Linked DNA regions of Homo sapiens: region 1 is linked to region 2. A link is a loop called in an ENCODE intact Hi-C map of the cell type or tissue named here. Cell type or tissue: heart right ventricle. All regions are shown on one strand.

The links. A loop is a pair of places that touch in the nucleus more often than their neighbours do. Peaks named below come from ENCODE experiments on the same cell type or tissue, not always from the same donor. Only the 100,000 strongest peaks of a DNase experiment are listed, where the experiment ranks them.
Region 1: a loop joins it to region 2, with 5 times the contacts of the local background. A loop is called at or near these places in 3 of 110 quality-filtered maps.

Annotation. Positions count from the first base shown.
Region 1 is chr5:16,342,302-16,350,301 of GRCh38, forward strand. No RefSeq gene overlaps it. Among named protein-coding and RNA genes, the nearest start is that of LINC02150, 95 kb to the right of the region's middle. In heart right ventricle, a CTCF peak has its summit at 3,330; no DNase peak of the experiment used is centred here.
Region 2 is chr5:16,662,605-16,670,604 of GRCh38, forward strand. MYO10 (myosin X) reads right to left here. Exons shown (of 41, transcript NM_012334.3): 39 at 7,922-8,000; 40 at 5,673-5,864; 41 at 1-4,189. The coding sequence ends at 4,088. Among named protein-coding and RNA genes, the nearest start is that of RETREG1, 50 kb to the left of the region's middle. In heart right ventricle, a CTCF peak has its summit at 4,408; DNase peaks (open chromatin) are centred at 3,784, 4,417 and 4,697; H3K4me3 peaks cover 639 bases; H3K27ac peaks cover 1,658 bases.

The DNA.
Region 1 (8,000 bases), 320 kb before region 2:
AGTTTCTAATTGTCACTGTTCTTTTCTATGGCATTGGAGTCTAGATTCTAGCCTTAAGCATCAATTTATTCTGCCTGTTCTCTTCACTGTAAGAAAAGCATGTCTTACTCTCCATTGCTCCTCCAGCATGGGTACCAGATTGAAGAACACTTGAATCCAACCTGAGCATGGAGCTTAGCCAAGCCCAACCAAGTAGAGACAAGATCAGCTAAATCACAACTGACATGTAGACCCATGAGCATGAGCAAATGTGTGTTGTGTAAGCCTCTGAGATTTGGTAGTTCTTTGACACACAGCATTTGGTGGCAAAACCTGCCTAATGTGAACTATTTACCTCTAAACTCTGTAGGGCATTGAATAAAAGAAACATGCTGAATTGGAAAGAGCCATTTTTTGTTGTGTTTTGCATTATAGCAGACTGCAACTCTGAAAACAGGTCGATGTCCAGGGTTTCAGTGGCAGATAGCAGCACCTCAAAAATGGTTGCTGACATGGTGGTTCTTGTCTGCATGACAGAGTGAGACAGATACGACTGTTCTCGGCAGAGATGACGGCAGTGCCTAATAGCATCCCAAGTACCAGCACCAGCAGCACAATGTCCACTGACAGGGCAGTGTGCTATGAATTACGGACCCCAGAAGTTTACATGTTGAAGCCTTAACTCTAAGTGTGACTGTATTTGGAGATGGGGCCAGTGGGAAGTAATTAGGGTTAGATAAATTCATGAGCATAGTGTCCTCATGATGAGATCAATGCTTTATAAGAAGAAGGAGAGGGAAAGACAGAGATAAGTCTCTTTCTCTACCATGTGAGGACACAGTGAGAAGGCAGCCATCTACCACACAGCAAGAGAGCCCTCACCAAAAACTGAATGCTGATGGACTTTAATCTTGGACTTCCCAGGGCTCCATAACTGTGAGAAATAAATGTCTTCTGTTAACATACTCACCTATGCTATAGCATTATAGCATAGCAGCCCAAGCTAAGACAAGGTGCCTTGTGTAGCAAAAAGAGGATAGAAGACAAAGAAGAGGAAAGCACATCATAGAAGACCAGGCAACCTTTGTACCTGTGGAGTTAAGATGGTGTCCAGAACACTGAAAAATACTTTGCAGTATTTCTGTGCAGGAAACTCAGATTCTACATCCTAACAGGAGGGTCAAGACCCAGTAAAACAGAAGTTAATAACAGCAACAGCAACAGTAGGTAACACAAATTTCTCACTCTGTGCCAAGCACTAGTCTAACAGCTTTTTGTGTGACAATTCATTTAATACTTTTGGAAGATACTATTATCTTCCCCTATTTAATAGATAAGGAAATCAAGGCACAAGATAGTTGAGAAATTTACCTGAATATGCATAGCTGTACTGGAATTTGAATCTAGACTGGTTGATTCTAGAGTACTTTTAATCTTGGTGCTCATCTATGTCTCTGGATCACTAAAAATGTCCTGGGTAATTAGTCCTGGCAGCCGGGTGGCCCCCACCTCTGGCTGCCCACTGGTTGTCTTAAAGTTGCAATTCCTTGAAAACCTTTCTGCCTCTTTCCCTTAAGTATCCTGTAGAGGTGATTCTTCTTCTTCTTTTTTTTTAACTTTTATTTTAAGTTCAGGGTACAAGTACAAGTGCAGGTTTGTTACACAGGTAAATTTGTGTCACGTGGGTGGCAAGGTGGGGGGTGTTTTACAGATTAGTTCATCACCAAAGTATTACCCCTAGTACCCATTAGTTATTTTTCCTGATTCTCCTCCTCCTCCCACCCCTACCCTCCAAAAGGCCCCAGTGTGTGTTTTTCCCCTCTATGTGTCCACGGGTTCTCATCATTTAGCTCCCACTGATAAGTGAGAACATGCGGTATTTGGTTTTCTGTTCCCGTGTTAGTTTGCGAAGGATAGTGTCCTCCAGCTCCATTCTTATTTCAGCTGCCAAGAGTCAAACTTCACATACATCCTCATTTGGAACTTAAGTCATCAGAAACATCTCACCTTTCCTAATGTTGGGGCTCAGAAAATGATATCCCCAAAATGTTGCTTTGGACTTCAAACTGAGAACACCTTGGAAGCAGCAAATGCAGAACTCTGATGTTCCCTTATCTGCCTAAGGAAAGTTCCTCCAGAAGAAATGCAGTTGTCATGATACCCCTTCCTATAATCTCATCAAACAGGGATGATTAACTCACGGGAAAGGAGACTAAAGGGAAGGTTCATACCACCTATTCTTTTGAGGACTCCTATCTAACAGACTTTATCTGAATAACAAGACAAACTTTGTTTACCATGTTTTGCTTTCCCTCAACCTCCTATAACTTGTCACCACCTCCTCTGAGAAACCTCAACCCCTATTTATTTCTGTAGCTCAGGATACTATAAAAATTTCAACCATCTGGCCCTCCTTTGAGTTTTATTTTGCAAGACTCCTGAGTATGCATGTCATCAATTTACACACCTTTTCTCCTGTTAATCTGCCAACTGCTAGTTTATTCCAGAGACTTAAATTATCAAACCTTCAGAAGATAGAAGGAAAATTCCCCGATTCCTACACTAACATAAGTTTCTAATAAAACAGTTTCATGTGCTTGAACTACCTTTAGGAAAATTGGAGTCCCATCTAATTTTCATTTATTCATTCATTCAACAAATATTATTGGGTACCTACTATATAGCAGGCATAATTCTAGGCAGACAGATTGTAGAAGCAATAAAATAGAGGTCCTGCTCTCATAGACTCACATTCTAGCTGGGGAACAGGGGAGAGATATACAGTAAACAAATATATGTCAGGAGAAGATATAAATCAAGGAGAAAAATAAAGGAAAGTGTATTTATGACCAGAGAAAATAGCAGGTGGTTTCCCAGATAATAAAAATCCCATAGTTCTATAATTAAACTGTGTCACAACATCACATATATTCAGGTATTTCTCAGGTCAAATCATGACCATTACAAAAGCTTACATATACGAAAATTCTAGTAGACCATGCTACCTCATAAGGAGATGTTATCCTTATGAGTATGAAGACATTAAAGTAACGTTAGCAGTGGTGAATCCATATGGGTCTGCACCATCTTGATTCTTGCCTCCTTGAAGGAAAGGGGCATAAGGCAGAGTGAGAGACTGAGGCAAGTTTTTAAGCAGGGGTGAGTTTATTAAAAAGTTTTAGAGCAGGAATGAAAGGAAGTAAAGTACACTGGGAAGAGGGTAACTTGAGAGCTGGTGACTTGAGAGATCCAAGTGTGCTGTTTGACCTTTGACTTGGAATTTTGTATGTTGGCATACTTCTGGGATTTTGTGTCTCTCCTCCCTTGATTTTCTCCCTTAGGGGGAGCTGTCTGCATGCACAGTAGCATCCCAGCACTTGGGAGGGGCTACATGCGCAGTGTGTTTACTGAAATTGTGTACATGCTCATTTAAGACATTTTTCCCTTACCAGTCAAGCATTCCTAGAGGAAGGTCACAGACCAGTTAAACACCATTATTTTGCCCCTTAGTGTGCATGCTTGAGCCCACTTGCCCAACTCCTGAGATCCTAGTGGGAAGCTGCTGATCACCAGCTTCAGGTGTTTTCTATGCACTGGGAGACTGCCTTTCCCTGGCGCCAGCTATGACCAATTATTATTTTAGAGAGACAGTTTAACAACCACCTGAACATCACCTGATGTTTGCCTGACATTCCTGAGGTTGGGCGGGATGTGGGGTGGGAGGCTCTCCTGCCATGCTCACGTCAGTCTAGCTATCCATTCTAATAATAATAATTGCATGTATGTGCATTTTTTCCAAGATCTTATTATATACAAAATTTATATTCATTAAAAGCCTAGCCCCTTCTTTTTTGACTCCACAGTGACCTTGATATTAAAAAATATTGTTTGAAAAGTCCAGTGGCTAAATACTCAGAGAGGAGAAACAAACTTTAAAAATTCTGAAATAATATGAAAACTTGAACTGAAGTTATTTTTCAAGTAGAAATATTCCTTAAAAGGAAGTCCTACAACAAAATCTCTACACAAATGTGTTTTTTAAAGGAGTCTCTGATTTCTGTGTCCATAAGGCTGGAGATTTGTGTGTGCTTCCAGTACCCCCACTGAATTTCTAGGCAGAATTTCTTGGAAGATTTCACACCCTGATTTCCAGAACCTGAGAATGTGAAGTCACTCCTATGACTCTGTTATGTTGTATGGCACAGTTGACCTTAAAAATGGGGAGATTATTTGGGTGAACCTAATCTAATCCCATTAGCCCTTAACAGCAGAGAACTTTCTCCTGATGGTGGCATAAGAGGAAAGCAGAAGACAGAAGGGACATTCAGGGATATCTGAGGCATGAGAGGGATTTAACATCCCATCATCACTGGCCGAAGATGGAGAGCTGCATAAAGGGGACTTCATTCCTGTAAGGACTGGATCCAACTGTAAGGAACTGGATCCTGCCAACAGCCTGAAGAAGCTTGGAAGCAAGCTTTTTCTCCAGAACCCCTAGAAAGAAATGTAACCTTGGTATGTTGCTGGTTGTTTTTTTGTTTTTGTTTTTATTTTTGTTTTTGTTTTTTTGAGACAGAGTTTTGCTCTTGTTGCCCAGGCTGGAGTGCAATGGCACGATCTCAGCTCACCACAACCTCCGCCTCCTGGGTTCAAGCCATTCTCCTGCCTCAGCCTCCCCAGTAGCTGGCATTACAGGCATGCGGCACCACGCCTGGCTAATTTTGTATTTTTAGTAGAGACAAGCTTTCTCCAGGTTGGTCAGGCTGGTCTCGAACTCCCAACCTCAGGTAATCTGCCCACCTCAGCCTCCCAGAGTGCTGGGATTACAGGCATGAGCCACCGTGACCAGCCACTAGCTTTTATTTTAGCCTTGTGAGATTCTGGAGCAGAGAATTCAGCCAAGCCCACCAAGACTTCTGACCTACAGAACTGAGAATTAATTAATAGTATTGCTCCAAGGCCCTAAGTTTGCAATAAGTAATTAAGGCAGCATAAAGAAAACTAATACACCCACTTATCCTGTGCCATGGCAAATGTCTCTAAACAGTTTCAGTTTCTGTTGTTAGGACTGTTTCTACTGGATTCACCCAACTGAACAGCTTATCACAGTATTGAAAACAGTGTTGTTCTCTTCCTATTACTTTGACTTTGTCTTTTCTGTGGTGCTGTTGTTCTTTCCTTGTGCTGGTACCGTATCCATTAATTAGTGACAGACACTTTCTTGGGGTCATTTTGTGCTCTGCATTACTGGGTGCATTGTTTGTTGTGTTAGCTGAGGATGCCTGATATCTTGTTAGCCTGGTCCTACCATTCTTTCAGCAATCTTTGCCTGTATCTACAGTTCTCCCATTTTAACCAAAGTGTAATAAATCAAAGCAGTCAAACTAACAGTGGAATTCATTTTATTCCTCACATAACTTACTGTTTTAAGTATAAAATTAGCTGTTGTTTTGTTACTTGGTAGATTGCAGCATCAGCAAGTTGAAGAACATTGGCAGCCTCACAATCATTATTGGAATCTGGTAGTCATTTTTGCTACAATGTGTGGCTTACTTCTCAATCATAGTAAAATATGAAAATATCAGGATCTCTTAGAAAACTTTAGTCATGATGCATGACCTGAACTCTGTGAAAATTAACTCTTCTTTCCAAACAGGGTGACCAACCTCTGCAAGCTACAAAACTCCGCTTAAGATTCTCTTGTACAAGGATCTCCAGCTGCAAAGAGGAAGGTCACTGGGCAGGATGGAAGCAGATTTCAGTCCAGTAGAAAAGAATGCCTGGGAGTTAGGCTGGGAGTTAGTTAGGGTTAGGGTTGGCGTTAGGGTTAGGGTTAGGGTTAGCAAATTAAACCTGGAGGGATAAAAATGAAAATTTGCAAATGAAAGAAAGCTTTGAATACAAAGTCCCACCAAAACAGTTTGAAGATAGTGAATGCAGCCTGATTCTGGAGGAAGTTGGAGAGAAGGTCTCTAAGAGCTCAAATAAAGGAACAAATTGAGGGGTATGTGCTTCCATTCAAAGGAAATGAGGAGCAATTTTAAAAGCAGAGCAGGGCCAGGTGCAGTGGCTCGCACCTGTAATCCCAGCACTTTAGGAGGCTGAGGCAGGAGGATCGCTTGAGGCCAGGAGTTCAATATTAGCCTGGATGACAAGTGAGACCCCATGTCTACAAAAAAAATTTTTAAATATATAGCTAAGCATGGTGGCTCATGTCTGTAATTCCAGCTATTCAAGACGCTGAGATGGGAGGATTGCTTGACGCCTGGAAGTAGAGGCTGCAGTGAGTGTGATCATGCCATTGCACTCCAGAGCCTGGTGACAGAGCAAGATCTTATCTCAAAAAACTTTTTAATTAAAAAAATAAAAAAAGAGCAGTCAAGCATGTGGCTACAAAAATCATTTAAAATAGAGATAATTTTTAAAGTGAGTAGCATTCATCTAGAAATTACTTTTTAAAGTTACATTATACCAAAATGTGTGTATAAGGATTTCTTTCCAGCTTTGATTATACGTTTACAAAATTGGAAACCCTCTAAATAGTAAACAAGGAAAACATCCTATTCTCCCTGTCAGCATATCAGGCAGCTCTCACATAGTAATGTCTAGATCTACCTATATTGTAATGAAAAGGTGTTTGTGACCCATTACCAAATCAGAAAGAAATCAGAATGAATAATATTTTACAAAATGTCCTGAGTGCCTACTATGTGCTGGTTACTGGGCTTTTCTCATTGTAACCCCTATAGCAAGCCTCTGGGGTGTACATGGTATCGGTACCTAATTTTGCATAAGGAAACTGAGCCTAGAAGTGATTAAATACTTTGTATAAAGTCAAAGACCCAGTAAGAAGGAAGCAAAGCTATGGTTTGAACAGGGGTCTGTCTGACTCATGCCCTAAACCACTGTACAGAAAAATAGACAGAATATAATTTTTTAAGAAAAAAATTCAAAATACGTAATCAAAGTAAACTGCTTCATCTACTCTAAGATGCACCTTTTTTACAATCTGGCTGCATCTTAAAACCAAGTGTGTCGTACAATTGTTGACAGTCTGGAGTAAAGACATTGAATTCTTCCAAAGATTTGGAATTGCTCCTGGGAGTTTTTTAATTAAATTAAATTATCTTTAACACTTTTGGACCACATAGGAGCTGTAAATTCAGACCACAAACCTGCATATAAGTACCAGCTTGTGATACAAATTCTCAAGGGATAGCCTTTTTCTTCTTCTGCCAGTACTAAGTTAAGCATAAAAGTTTCCTTCTGTTCCTTTCTGTATTGTGTGTGGATCTTTTGTGTCCCAGATTTATTGGGGAGGAGCTCCAATTGGATTCCCCATGTTGATTGTTTTTATCTCTCTTAGTGGTATATCTTATAATCAATGACTTTTTAAATTATATAAAATTAGATACATCAGAATGTGAACAGTGGTTTATCTGAGTTGTTTTTCTTTTTGCTTATTTTGTTTCCAAAGTTTTCTGCACAAAGACACATACATTTCTATTTTTTAAAGGTAATTTTTTAAAAATTGAATAAGCCAGTAGATTGTAACTTTGAAACAACCAACTGATGTAGCTGGATTGTACCCTTGTAACAAAAGACATAAACGAGAGAAAAACATGGAAATTTATTTAATACAAGTTTCACATGGCATCAGAGCTTTTGTAATGAAGTGAAGACCAGAAGAAACAGTTAACCCTGAGTATTTTTATACTAGGTTTGATAAAGAGTAGAAAGTTGTGGGAAAATATGATAGGACAAATAGGAGTATGAGCTAAGAGGAGTAAACCAGGGGAGACTGAGCAAGTCCTGTTTATTCAGATTCCTCTCAGCCTCCCTCCTTCTTCAGAGATAAGAATGCTTTTTTTTTCCTCTGGGTATAGAGAGGGACACCTCTCACATAATGGTCTTTTCAACCTAAAATAAGCAACAAAGACTAACTTTCCAAAGCAAAGATTTTATTCAGGAATAGCAGAGGATTGCAATCTGGGCTACGTGTGCCATGACAGATGATAGGC
Region 2 (8,000 bases):
AGCCAGCATGCCTGGCTGAAACTATTTTTACAGAGAACTTAGGTGGTGATATGGTTTGGCTCTGTCCCCACCCAAATCTCATCTTGAATTATAGCTCCCATAATCCCCACCTGTCACGGGAGGGACCTGATGGGAGGTAATTGAATCATGGGGGTGGGTTTTCCCATGCTGTTCTTGTCCATAGTGAGTATGTCTCGGAAGAGCTAATGGTTTTATAAAAGGGAGTTCCCCTGTGCAAGCTCTCTTGCCTGCTGCCATATAAGATGTGCCTTTTCTCCTCCTTTGCTGTCCACCATGATTGTGAGGCCTCCCCAGGCATGTGAGACTGAGTCCATTCAACTTCTTTTTCTTTATAAATTACCCAGTCTCAGGCATGTCCTTCTAGCAGTGTGAGAATGGACTAATACAGATGGCCTTATCCTGTTTTTCCACAGAGCTATCTGAGGTACTATATAATCATCAAAAAGAATAAGGCAATTCTATAGGTATTAATGTAGGATTAGAGCTAAAATACTATGCTGAGAAAAAAGTAAGCTACAACAGTTTGTTTCCATCTATTAAAAATGAGGATGGGGATATATATGTATGTATGAGTAAATGATTGGACAGCTTAAATTATTTTTGAGAGAATATTCAATAAAACAGTAAAAATAGCTGTTTCTGGGAAAGGAAAATGGGTAATTAGGGCTACAGCTGGAAAAAAGTAACATTTTACTTCTAGTTGTTTTTTTTTTTTTTTTTTTTTTTTTTTTTTTTTTTTTTTACAAATCACCTATATGTATTAGCTTTCAAAAGATTTAAAAATTAAAAATACTAGATTGTCAGCGTCTGAAGTGATAAAATACTTTATGCTGGTGCCTCCTCAGTAACAGACATTCAAAACTACAGTCAGCCCTCAGTGTTCATGTGGTCTGAATCCAACCACAGATAGAAAATATTTGAAAAAACTTTTTTTGGTGGGGCACAGTGGCTCACACCTGTCATCCTAGCACTTTGGGAGGCTGAGGTGGAGGACTGCTTGAGCCCAGGAGGTTGAGGCTGCAATGAGCTGTGACTGTGCCTCTGCACTGTAGCCTGGTGACAGAGTGAGACCCTGTCTCAAATAAACAATGTTTAAAACACAGACACACACGGTATAACAGCTATTTATGCAGCATTTATGTTGTGCTAGGTATCTGTAACCTGGAGATGATTTAAAGGGTAAGGAAAGATGTGTGCAGGTTCTATGCAAATATTATACCACTGTATAGCAGGGACTTGAGCATCTGTGAATTTTGTATCCTCAGGGGTGGGGGGAGGGGGTCCTGGAACCAATCTCCCTTGGATACCAAGGGACGACTGCACTTCACTGACCTTGTTGAAAGCAACTGACATCACACACACCAATGAGTGCATGTAAAAGCAGTAAAATTGGAATAGGTTCTGTGGCTAGGGGAAGCTCAACGGTACTTTGTCAGCTGTGATGCTGCTCTACAGTGATGGGGGATGCTACCACTGGGGAAACTGAAGGGCACGCAGGCCTCCCTGTACGTTCTGTTGCAACTTTCTCTGAGTCTGTAATTATTTCTAAATAAAAGGCTAAAACAAAACCACAACTATGCCATGTAAAGGCTCACATGTAAATCTATGTTCTAACTATGGTGCTGCTCTAACCCCCCCAATCTGAGTCATGCCTTTCCTTGCCTATTTCCCCATCTATAATTGAGGGCGGGCGACAGCCTTCCAGAGTAAATTAAGTCACAGAGGGAATCCTGAGAGGTGAGCAGTAGAAAGAAGACTTCTGTCAAATTCTTTCTGAGCCTAAAATAAAAACAAAGACAACACACATCCAAGTCTTTGCCGGCTTTCCTTGGGTGCCTGGCGGGGCCACAGGCTTCAGGCAGCACCTGGCTTCAGGTTCCATCCCAATCCCTGCAGAATGGGAAGAAGCCATCCGTGAGCATGAGCAGAGGGTGGGAGTCAGTGGTCTGCAAGAGAAGTGGCGCTTGCTCATGCTAGACGCCTGGCCTGGTGGTTTGGGTACATTGGCAACCAAACTGCCTACCTGTGTGTTCTGGTCCACAGGGAGGTGCAGGCAGGTTCTAGGATCCAGGGTTGCAAGATCAGGCACACTTTGGGGCTGACATAGGGGACTGTCTGACATAAACACATTTCAAGTCCTCAGCTGTGTGTGACTTCATTTACCAGTCCCTTCTTTTGCTTTCTTGAAGTCACACTCAGTGTCTACAAGAGCAGTGGAGACAGCTGCAGATCTGTGTTTAGACCTGATGAGCAAGTCCATGAAACAAACACAAAGCCCAGACACTGAAACCATAGCATTAACACCAAAAAGCCGGCCGGGTGCGGTAGCTCACACCTGTAATCCCAGCACTTTGGGAGGCTGAGGCAGGTGGATCGAGACCAGCCTGGCCAACATGGTGAAACCCCATCTCTACTAAAAATACAAAACCTAGCCAGGCGTGGTGATGCATGCCTGTACTCCCAACTCCTTGGGAGGCTGAGGCAGGAGAATCGCTAGAACCCAGGAGGCAGAGGCTGCAGTGAGCCGAGATCACGCCACTGTACTCCAGCCTGGGTAACAGAGTGAGACTCTGTCTCTAAAGAAAAAAAAAAAAAACCACCAAAAAGCCAAAACAAAAATAAGCCTCCCCTCCATGGTTTTTAGAGCCTCCTCTGATAAAGGAAACACACAGCGTGTTAGCTAGTATCTTTTATTGTCAGAACTTCTGTGAGCCAACAAACAGTTTTGCATGGTTGTACACAAAGGGACAAGGCAAATTTCTTTTTTCGTGTGGGTAGACTTAGTTGGCCCAAGTCCTTAAAACTTTTCCATATAAAAATAAAAAGTCCAAGACCAGATTATTTTTCTTCTGGTCATAAATGCTGATTTATTTACAGGTGCCTTGTTCAGACCACCATTATAAACTTGGGATAAAATATGTGTGTATTAAAGCCTCAGCATTTAATGTCAGGGTCCTTTGAAGATTCACTCAAGTGTTAAGACGTTTCTGGAATGCAGCGTCTCTCCCCCATAGTCAACATGGTTATTATATCTGTAATCTATCCAGAATGATAGAAGCTAACCTTCCAAGTAACACTTTGTTTTTAACTTAAATCTTTTAGACATGAAAGACTCCAAAATGACTTCATTCTTGTTCTAAAACCAGCACTGGAGCCAGCTGTTGAAGAGTGGTTTATAAATACAGTTATCTTGTAGGCTGCTTATCTGTTTATAATACAGCAGACACAGATGGCAGACTTTGCTACATGTAAAACAATGGAGTCAACACGTGTTTTTCAAAATACAGCAAAGACAGGAAAATCCAGGATTTGGGTTTGTTAATAAAACCACCTTATAAAGTAACAATTGAGACTATAGCTCTGCATTATTAAAATATACAGACTGTGTACACCATTACACATCCTTTTTCCCTTTGCTTTTTAATGCTCATGAAACCATGATTAAAGTGTTGAGTTTATGAACACATGCACGAACAGGCAAGCACGTACACTTAAAAGATGAAACAAAGAAAAAAGTTGATTCATGTCATTCCATGAGAAAGGCTGCCCGCAGCACTCCAGCTCAAACACACTGTCCCCTCGAGCTCTCCATCCCCCTTCCCACTCCCTCACCTTCCCTCAGATTCGGGGAAATCAGGTTGGGAGGTTAGTGCATCATTGACAGAGAATGCCCCCCTTCCACGCTCTGTTAAGTCTCCCCCAGAAGGGGGAAAGGCAGTTCCCTTCAGTAGCACAGTTACGGTCGATTAGTGTTGGTTCCACAAGTTAAGGCACTTCCGGCTGCTTTGGTGGCAGCGTGGTTCCTCCCCTCCTTTTTTAAGGCATGTGTCCTCTAAGAGTAGTAAAGCTTTGGAAACTGTGCAGACTGTTAAAGTTGACAGCTTAATACAGGATCAATGAAGGCGGCAGGCAAAAGGATCCTCGGAGACACCTCCCTCAGACCAGAAGCTTCCAGAAAGCCTGGGCAGCTCTGTGTTTGTTTTGGCTGGGCATGGCACACTGGAGCCAGCCTAGGCCAGAGGGTGGTGCGTTCAGGTAGCAAAGACAGGTGGGCTCTGTCCCGCCTTCACCTGGAGCTGCCCTGGCTGCTGGCGGAGCGTGTCGTGCTGTAGCGCTTCTTCACGATCATGCTGATGTAGGCTTTCATGAGCTTGGCCACATCCACCACCTGCCCAGGGGGAAGCAGAACCGACACAGCGTCACAAGTCTCCCCCAGGCAAAGGGCCCTGCCTAATAATCCAGACATTCCCTGGGCACCCTCCCGTAGCCTTCCATGCTAATCGACGGATCCCATTTTGCAGGAAGCCAGAAGTTTAACCACTTTCACCTTCCTCATCAGGGAAAGGTGGAATCTCAGCTTTTCCAAATACAATGTGCACCACCTGGTGGCACAAACGTGCCAACTTGGCTTGATGGAAACTGTCAGACTTTGCACATTAAAATCCAGAACTAACCGAGGACGCTGAAGTTACTCGGTGTCAACAGTGCTGGGATTACTATCCCCGCTTAAAATAAATGTGAAATGACAGAGTCCACAATTACAGCCTTTAAAGACTGGATCATCTAATTCTAGTCAACTCCTTAGGAAGCAGCTGAAGAAACAAGATAACTGAGGCCCCAGGGGCTGGGAGAGCGGCCAGCTCCCCAGACGCCAGGCCAGCTTCTGCTCCACACCAGCCACCTCCTCCAGCTGGGATCTCCATTAGCTCCCTCCCATGATGTCCCCGTCATTGCCACCCCTTCTCACAGCTGGCCTGGATCCCTGTGCAGGCATCATAACCGGCTTCCATATCCCTGTTTGCTCTCTTCCCTTCCAGTCCCACCCCAGAGATCACTGTCTGTAAATTCACTGTTATGCCATGCACAATCAAAGATCCCACAGTGGTTCCTTGTTGTCTACTGGATCTCACCAAATCCTGCAGCCTGGCACCTGGGACCCTTGAGTCAAGGGCTCTCCACCCTCTTCCCTCTCACTGCACGACTCCCCATCAGCCTAGGGAACCTACAATGCCACATCCTCCAAGCAGCTGGAACGCCCTCCTCAATGCCTCTCCATTCCAAACCAGGCAGCAGGTGATTCCTCTCCACTCACCACGTTGACTTGCTAGCTGTTCCCTTTGTGGAAGCCTCAATAAGCTTCTTGTATTATATTTTTTAAACTTGGAGGCTGGTAGCACATATATTTAGAGGCCTTTTAGTGTGTGTGGTTTCACAATCCAGAATGAGCTGCACCCAGGATGGTCATGCTCCCGGCTCCCTCCTGGTCTCAAGAGGCCACCAGAGCCGAGTCTCACAGCTGTGACACCGCTATAATTGCTAACTAATTTTCATAAGGTTTTGTTGCAAATAATATACTTTTTCAGGGACATCTATGTCACTTCCCTTTCTCTGCCTTTCCTCCAAGGGTAAGACTCCTTGGCAAAATGGAACCAGATTCCTCTGTTGCAAAAGTATACAAAAAAAATATGGTGATCTCAGATTTTGGCCTGCAGGGAACCGGCAGCTGGAAAGGGACCACCACACTGTATTTTCGTGTTTTGAAGAAAAATATTCAAAGAAAATGACCTGGTCAAAGGCATGAGGAAATGGGGTCCTGTTTTTCTGTTTTGTCAAGACCATGAATAAAAAGATGAACTTGCTTTGCCTCTTACCTCACTGGTTTCAAAGAGCAGCTCCCTCTCATCGACCACGATCTTATACGTATTCGCCAGGGGTGCCCCAAAAGAGAGGATGTGTTCATACTGGAAGACTTCCAGTGGTCTTCCCTCTCCACGCTTGTAGACGGAGACGGCGTCCGCGCTGACACCCAACCAGAGTTCCTGAGGGAAGCCACCTTCCTTGCACTGGTGGGCAAGAGTCAACAGAAGAGTTAAGTCATGAAGTGGTTGGCAACAGAAAGCATCTAAACCATAAGACAGGCTTTGAGTGAAGTCCTCTGTGCAGAAGATTAAATATATTCGATGTGCATGCATGCATGGAGGGGCCTGAAATATGAAAAATGGCACCTCTCTGGCTATCTTGATTTCTAACTAGTTAATCTCACGCTTTTGGGAAAACCTCACTAACTGGCAGAGTCTAACATCTTGCTTTGACTCTCCACTTCTCAGCATTATTCTACTAGCTGTTTGGATTAGCTACGTGGAAGTGGCCTGGAAACGTACATGCTTGGCCGGGGGACTTAAGGAAGCTTCCCTGCAACCCAAGCCAAGTCTACTCTTGTATTAATATCTCCAGTTCTGCCTCCAATCCTCTTTGCGGATGGTTAGTCTTCAAATACAAAATCTAGGATCACAGAGGAAAATTCTCCAAATCACGCATGCTGAGCAGTTCTGGCTCCTCTTCACAAGGAGCAGCAATGGCCTTCCATATGCAGAGTGGGAACAGGGACTTTACCAGTTTAACTGTAGACTTTCCTGTACAGATTGGTGGAAGAAAATAAGACCCCATATGAAGGGGCTAACAACACAGGGCTGATCCAAACCTGGACAAGCAGGAGGGCTATAAATTGGAGACGCTGAAAAGAGTCTCTAGTTTATATCCCTAATAACCAGACATTCTCTGCATCCTCCATGCAAAAGCCAGTAGCTTTCTTTTTTCTTTTTTTTTTTGACGGAGTCTCACTCTGTCGCCCAGGCTGGAGTGCAGTGGCGTGATCCTGGCTCACTGCAACCTCCACCTCCTGAGTTCAAGCGATTCTCCTGTCTCAGCCTCTCGAGTAGCTGGGATTACAGGTGCATGCCACCACGCCCAGCTAATTTTTTGCAGAGATGGGGTTTCACCGTGTTAGCCAGGATGGTCTCGATCTCCTGACCTCATGATCCGCCCGCCTTGGCCTCCCAAAGCGCTGGGATTACAGGCATGAGCCACCGCGCCCGGCCAAGCCAGTAGCTTTCTATGCTAATTCACAGCTCACGTTTTGCAGGAAGCCAAGAGTTTAACTGCTATTATCTATTCCTTGTCAGGGAGAAATGGAATTATGGCTTTGTACAAAGCACCTGATTTTTTTATACTTAAAAACAGGCATAATTGAACCAACCAAACCAATCAAAAACATCACCTAATGAAAAGCCACCCACGGATTCTAGAATTTATAATATTTAGAATTTTATACAGCCTCAATATAAAGTCATCAGATATACGCTGAATTACTGTGATCATAAAAAATGGAAGCTAATCTAGACGATGAGCTGGCACACTTATCTGTTAAGGGCTGCATAGTAAAGATTTTTAGACTTTGTGGATCACATGGTCTCTGTCACAACTACTCAACTCTGTACAAAAACAGCCAGGGAATATATCTAAAGGAATGAGCTTGGCTGTGTTCCAATAAAACTTTGTTTAGAAAAAAGGAGGCAGGCAAGATCTGACCCACAGACCAGTTTGCCAAACTCTCATCTAGACAATTAGTAAGATTTCTTTTCAATAAGCGGTCTACTTAAAACAAAACAAAAATCAGTACTGGGTTGATGCCAATGGCTAAATTCCATTACGAGATAGACATTCTTCCTTTCAAACAGATGGCTGTAAAGAAAAAACAAAGTAAAATGCAAGTATATCCAAAGTTTCTAATTTGTATATACAGCTATAACATTTTTTTAAATGTAGATTTTTATCAGTGTTTAAAAAATTAGATCTATAGCTTCCCTAAGGAAGGGTAGAAGAATAGATGACATCTTAATTTTGCATTCATTCCTAATATTACAGATGTGTTTACTACACAGGAGAAGAGAAACTGTGAGGAGAAGGGAGGCGTTAATGGTACAATTCTGGGGGCTCGAATAAAAGAGGTTGAGAGAGCAAAATGCTCCATCTTGTCTTCTCTCCACATGAACTTGGCCGTGATCCATGTTCTCAGATGCCAGCACCCAGCCCACCCCAACACACGGCAGCCAGTTCTCACCTCCACATCAAACAGCGTCGAGCCATAGCCAGGCCACTCCTTGATCAAGGCCATGTACTTGGCCATGGCCTGTTCCTGG